Linked DNA regions of Homo sapiens: region 2 is linked to region 1. The links are chromatin contacts, found by Hi-C or POLR2A ChIA-PET in ENCODE. All regions are on one chromosome and are shown on one strand. The core of a region is the stretch at or near the end of the contact, and the rest is flanking DNA. Distances in the headings are between cores, read along the strand shown.

Region 1 (2,663 bases), core at 68-2,567:
GAAATTAAAACTTCGAAGGGAGAACAACAGATGAGAGACACAGAGCCCTGGCAGGGTGGACTCCTAGTCCCACACCTTCTTAGCCTTTTGCTTCCACATTACCTGAACCAGTCAACACCCCTTTCACAACAGCTAATCCGGTTGGGTTTCTGCCACTAGCAAATGAAAGGGGACTGAACAATACATCCACAAAACAGAGAATTAGCCTAAGACAATAAATAATAAAGGATTAACTTGAGTATAACAGAATGCTGTTTCCTCCCTATATTCGTCATCAATTAAGTGAGAGCCTACTGAAGAGTAATGAATATTACCATCACTGCTAACAGTGCCTTATGGGTTTCAAAGAACTTTCACATTTAGTATTTAAGTTTCACTGGAACCCTATGAAGTATCTTGTTTCATATCCATTTTACAGATGAGAAAACTGAAATGTCCAGTGCCTGTGTGACTTGTCACAGCGGTTTTGCAGCAGAGCCAAGACTAAATTCAAATCTTACTCTCTAAATTCCCGTGGCCCGCCTCACAGGATGCTTGCAGTTTCATGGGGCACAGACCTGTAGCACAAGACTTCCCAGATTTAAAAATCCATCCTCCTGCGAGGAGAGGGGAGCGATCAGCGTAGCAGATTCTCTAAATACTCATTGTATTTGGCTCTGGTCTGTGTGGCGTGAAGAAGGGGGCACGAGTGAGGTTCGAGTTAGCATGGTAACCATTCTTTCTCAGCTCTGTGACTGAGGGGCTGCGGGAGGGGGTTATAGTGGTGCTGGGCATGGCCTCGGGGAGAAGCTGGATAATGCCCTCTGCAGATAACCCGTAGGCTGCGCCACAGCAGCGCCAAGGAAAGAAAGCATCTCTGCTCCAGGTCTCGGCGGAAGAGATGCGGGAACTACGGGGCTCTGATTCTGAGGTCCTGGATTTGGAAGGCGTCTGCACACAAAGAAATAACAAAGTTAAGTTCCCGCGGCTCGACCAGCAGAGTACGAAACGGGGCCTCCCTTCCCAGCTCGGGTGGAAACGCCTCCACCCTGTCACCCCGCCCATAGCAGGTCTTTTATCCGCTGGAGCCGCCTGGACAGTCCTCGCGGGGCACGCCCGAGGCTCCCCGGAGGAACTACAAGTCCCATGAAGTCCCGGGGCGCGGGCGGTGATGACGAAGCCCTCGCCGATTGGCCGCACGGGGCGGGGCGCGCAGGCCTTCTCCGAGAGGAGGGGCGGGGCGTGGGGCGGGGCGAGCAGCGGCGGATTGGCGGGCACGCCCCCTCGCCCGCGGCCCCCTCCCCGCCTCTCTCCACCGCCTCCTCTGGCTCCCCGGTCAGAGGGCCGGAGCGAGAAGATGGCGAAGACGTACGATTATCTCTTCAAGCTCCTGCTGATCGGCGACTCGGGGGTAGGCAAGACCTGCCTCCTGTTCCGCTTCTCAGAGGACGCCTTCAACACCACCTTCATCTCCACCATCGGTGAGGGAGGGGCCGCGGCCCGGGACCGGGTAGAGAATTGGGGGGCGGGTACTAGGGGACGGGGAAAGGGCGGGGGGCGCTTGGGAGCCCGGGAGAGGAGACCCCGGGGACTGCAAGGTGGCGGGGGCACTGAGAGGGGCGAGGGCGTGAGGGAGAGGGGCGAGGGCGTGAGGGAGAGAGGCGAGCGGGAACGTGAGGCTAAGGGCGAAGGGGGAACTTGGGGGCAAAGGAACGGGAAGGGGAACAGAGGAACAAGGACTAGGGGTATTGGGGGAACGAGAGGGTTCGGAGACTGACAGGGAGGGGTCTTTGAGGGACAAAATGTGTTGGGGGGAAGACTCAGGAAATCTCATGTAGAGAGAAGGGGATAGTGGACGTGCCAATGATTAAAAGACAGGAGAGGAAGGAAATGTGAAGGGGGAAATGAGGGATGGGGGCAATGAGAGGGATGTGAAGTAAAGGGACAGAGGACACAAGGGACAGAGAGGTGAGAACCAGGCAACTGGAAGGGAATTCAGGGGAATGAGCGGTCAGGAGGTGAGGAAGAAGGGGACGGCTGGCCACAGGAGGTCTGGACTGAGATGTCGTAGGAGGGGACAGAAGAAAATTGTAGGTGGAAGAAGAGTTCAAGGGATCAGAGGGCAGAATGAGGATACTTGATGGAGAAAGTAAAGGGATCTGGGTGTGAGACAGAAAGGAAAAGAGGAAGCAACATCATAGTAAAGGGAGGTTGAGCAGAGAAGACAGAGGAGATGGAAAAGAGAGGAAATGGAAAGTAGTGGGGCGCAAGACTTGCTATAGTAACTGATTACCATTTTCTCTTCACTTCCTTTGGATCAAGTGCAGGAGAAAGCAAAATGTGACTAATGATGGAATAATGTCTATAGAGCGTTAATTTGTTCTGTGAGTGTTAATGGATGTTAAGGGAATTGGTGACTTTTGGAAATGATGTGGTCAGGAAAATATGGTTCACCTCTTTACTACCATCTCCTGAGAAGCAAGACTTCTCAGTATTTTAAATCCTTCGGTTTGAATGTTTAACAGCTTCTCAGCCAAGGAAATGAACTTACATTCTACCTGCCTCCCTGTATATTTTGCTTTGGTTCTAATTATTGTTAAGTGAATCACAACATGTGATATACCTCTCAGTTACTTCCAATTGAATCAAGAGTTTTTCTGATCCTGGCTGGGAGCTGTCCTTTC
Region 2 (2,663 bases), core at 103-2,602, 1.7 Mb after region 1:
TGTGTTCCGTCCAGCCTTCCTCGCCTCTCCTTTTTCTTGGTGCCCTGGCTGTGGCCACAGTACTTTCCTAGGAGGAGGCCTATGCAGGCGCGTAAGGAACTCGGTGAAGGAGTCAGGGCCCCCAACTCGGCTCTCGCGAGCTTGCTGTGTGACCTCAGGCCAGTCACCTCCCCTCTTCTGGCCTGGGTTTCCACACCTGCACAATGGGAACAGCAACCTCAGCTGCCTGCCGTCTCTGACGTGAGGGCCAAATAAGAAAAGGTGAGAAGCTGGTCGCAAAGCGGTAAAAAAAGCCTTCAGCGCCGAAGCCGGGGAGGAAGCCGCTGATGAAGCTATTGCTGAGAAGTGTGAAGCCCCCACCCGAGGATCCGCTTTTGAAGAGGGACCCGGGGAACGCGTAGGGGGAAACTGCCTTCCTCTTCCCTCAGTGGAAAGGGCTGTGCTCATGTCACTGTGAAACGAAGCTATTTTTATGTAGTACAACTGCGATTATGACAGGGCCTCTTCCTGAAGGGGAAGGGTGGGGAGGAGACCTGAGTCATCAGTGGGGCGGCCGGCCCCACAGGCTGACACAGGCAGCTTGTGGAAACCAGGCCCCCCGCCCTGCCTTCCGCAGGTAGAGGCCCCAGAGAGGGGAAGGGGCCGACCACCTGCTCCCGAGCCATTCTCGGGCTCGGCCAGCCATTGGGCTGGGAACCTGTCAATCCTGGTTGATCTTCCAATGAGCTGTGAACTGGTCTTCCGGGAGGACTTACAGGAGGCTGGAAACGGGGCCTGGCGCGCGCTTCCCTCTCAGTGCGAGGCTGACTGGTTGGACTCGCCGGGCTCTACTGTGGGCCCCACGCTATGTTTAGACGCCCGACGTGTCCCATTTTATTGAACTCGTCCTGCCCCCCAAGTAGGGACGATTTACCTCCATTTTCTAGATAAGGCACTGGGGGCTCCGCGAGGGGATGTGGCGGACTGGAGCCCAGCTGCACTCCTGACGGGACTGAATGCGGGGCTGAGGGAGGCAACAGGAAGAATGAGTATTTTCTTTACTGGAAGGGCAGGGAAAGGTTTCTCTCAGAAGGTGACATTTGAGCTGGGCCCTAAACAATGAGCAGGATTTAGCTGTCTTGAGGAGGGGGAGAGGGAAGGGCATGTGACCCGGAAAGGATGCAGCCTGGGCAAAGGCAGGGAGGTGTGCATGGCTTGTTTGGGGGTGTCGAGCAGGTCGGGGGGGCTGGGTGGGGAGTGGCCGCGGGGCGTAGGTAGGGGAGGGCCTGGCATGACAGGCTAAGGGGTGTAGGCTCCTTGGGGTTCCTTCAGCGCTGTGCAAGCCCTGAGCATCCTCCCAGAGGTGTGGCCCTGCAGAGAGAGGGGAGGGAGCCCACTGGGGGAGGCGAGCTGAAGGAGTGGCCTGTCAGGTGGGTTTCCTGCCCTGGAGCCTGAGCTCAGGCAGTGGCTGCCGTGCCCCGCCGCCGCCCTCTTCTGCCGCCTCCTCCACGCCAGCACTTTTGCATGCAGTACTCCCTTCAGTCGTCACAGCCACCTGCAAGGTGAATATTACCACCTTTATTTCATAGGGGAGGTAACAGGTTTAGAGAGGTTAGAGGAGCCGCCCCAGGTCACACAGCCCCTCTTGATATTCTTCAACAAAAGAATCCTCTCTGACCCCTGCTCTCAGTCAACGGAACAACCAACAACCTCCTTCCTTCAGAGAAATAGGGACCCTGAGGCTGCAACCCAACTGTAATCATCTGCCTCCAGGCACCCTCTGCACAGACTCAGCTGTTAAATATAGATGGCCGCTTAGAGATCCTTTTGTTCTCTTTACATATTACAGATGGGGAAACTGAGGCCTAGTGAGGAAGAGACTTGCTTGGGGCCCCACAAATGGACCTAGATTGGCGAGCCTCTTTTGAGCCAGAGTCTCACTGGGGTTCTAGCCCAGCTGGGAAGTTGAGCAAAGAGGGATAAGTGGGTTACAGCTCAAGGACTGGGGGTGCCTTGGGGCTTCTAGGAGATGAGAGCCGAAAGGCATTCAGCCCTTTAACCCCACTCCAGAGCTTCAGACTGTTCCTTCTCAAGACACTTTACTGCCATCTGTCTGAAAAGTGTGCTAATAAATATGCAAATTTTGGTGACTTGAGAGGACTGGTGTCCTCTTGAGTTGTACAGGGCACAATTTGCAGATTTGTGAGTGATCACCAAGCCCCGAAGATGCAGCGAGGTCTCTGGCAACTCCCTTTCTCAGTCCCTTCTCTATTCCTCTCTTCTTCTTTGTCCCTCTCAGACTGGGACTGGGGGTGGGGGCAGGGGGGGGATTTCCTACTAGGGTGGGAGGAAGAAGGGTGAAGGAAGTAGGGTAGGAGGAGGGGAAGTGTGGAGGACAACAGAGGGAAAGGGTAGAACTTATTTCTGCTGTCAGAAACCGAAACCAAAAGTCCTGGCAGGAGTTAATGTGAGAGGGAGGTCTGTAGCAAGAGGCTGAGGAGCAAAGCCTTCACATCTGAGGACAGCAGCCCTGTCAGAGACACCCTGGCTGCAACCTCGGTGTCACTTAGACCAGGGCTTGCCTCTCATGCTGACAAGAAGCATGCAAAGGCAGTCTGTTTTCTCTGGGGATACCAAAGGCCCCTCCAGACCTTACAGTGCCCAGCACTGGTGTTAGGATCACT

Evidence for each region. Hi-C counts contacts between places; a loop is a spot of excess contacts on that map. ChIA-PET counts read pairs that join two places held with the same protein, here RNA polymerase II (POLR2A). Pooled maps may share reads with other maps.
Region 2: a pooled map shows a loop between it and region 1 (10-fold over the local background). The contact joins the enhancer-like site here to the promoter of RAB8B in region 1. A Hi-C loop is called at or near these places in 1 of 37 single-sample maps with no recorded cell type and 7 of 50 pooled maps. POLR2A ChIA-PET finds 5 or more read pairs at or near these places in 2 of 52 experiments (activated B cell and naive thymus-derived CD8-positive, alpha-beta T cell).

The regions. Positions count from the first base shown.
Region 1 is chr15:63,188,289-63,190,951 of GRCh38, forward strand. RAB8B (RAB8B, member RAS oncogene family) reads left to right here and starts at 1,318. Exons shown (of 8, transcript NM_016530.3): 1 at 1,318-1,460. The coding sequence starts at 1,337. It overlaps LOC101928972 (a long non-coding RNA gene), which reads right to left and starts at 1,143. Exons shown (of 4, transcript XR_932355.4): 1 at 558-1,143. RefSeq lists an enhancer at 743-892 and a silencer at 1,073-1,402.
Region 2 is chr15:64,893,464-64,896,126 of GRCh38, forward strand. No RefSeq gene overlaps it. Among named protein-coding and RNA genes, the nearest start is that of ANKDD1A, 17 kb to the right of the region's middle. RefSeq lists enhancers at 1-80, 231-540, 1,335-1,933 and silencers at 1,081-1,130, 1,171-1,220. Within about 2 kb of position 1,353, at least 37 of the 41 ENCODE cell types and tissues checked have a DNase peak (open chromatin) inside an H3K27ac peak, as active enhancers do.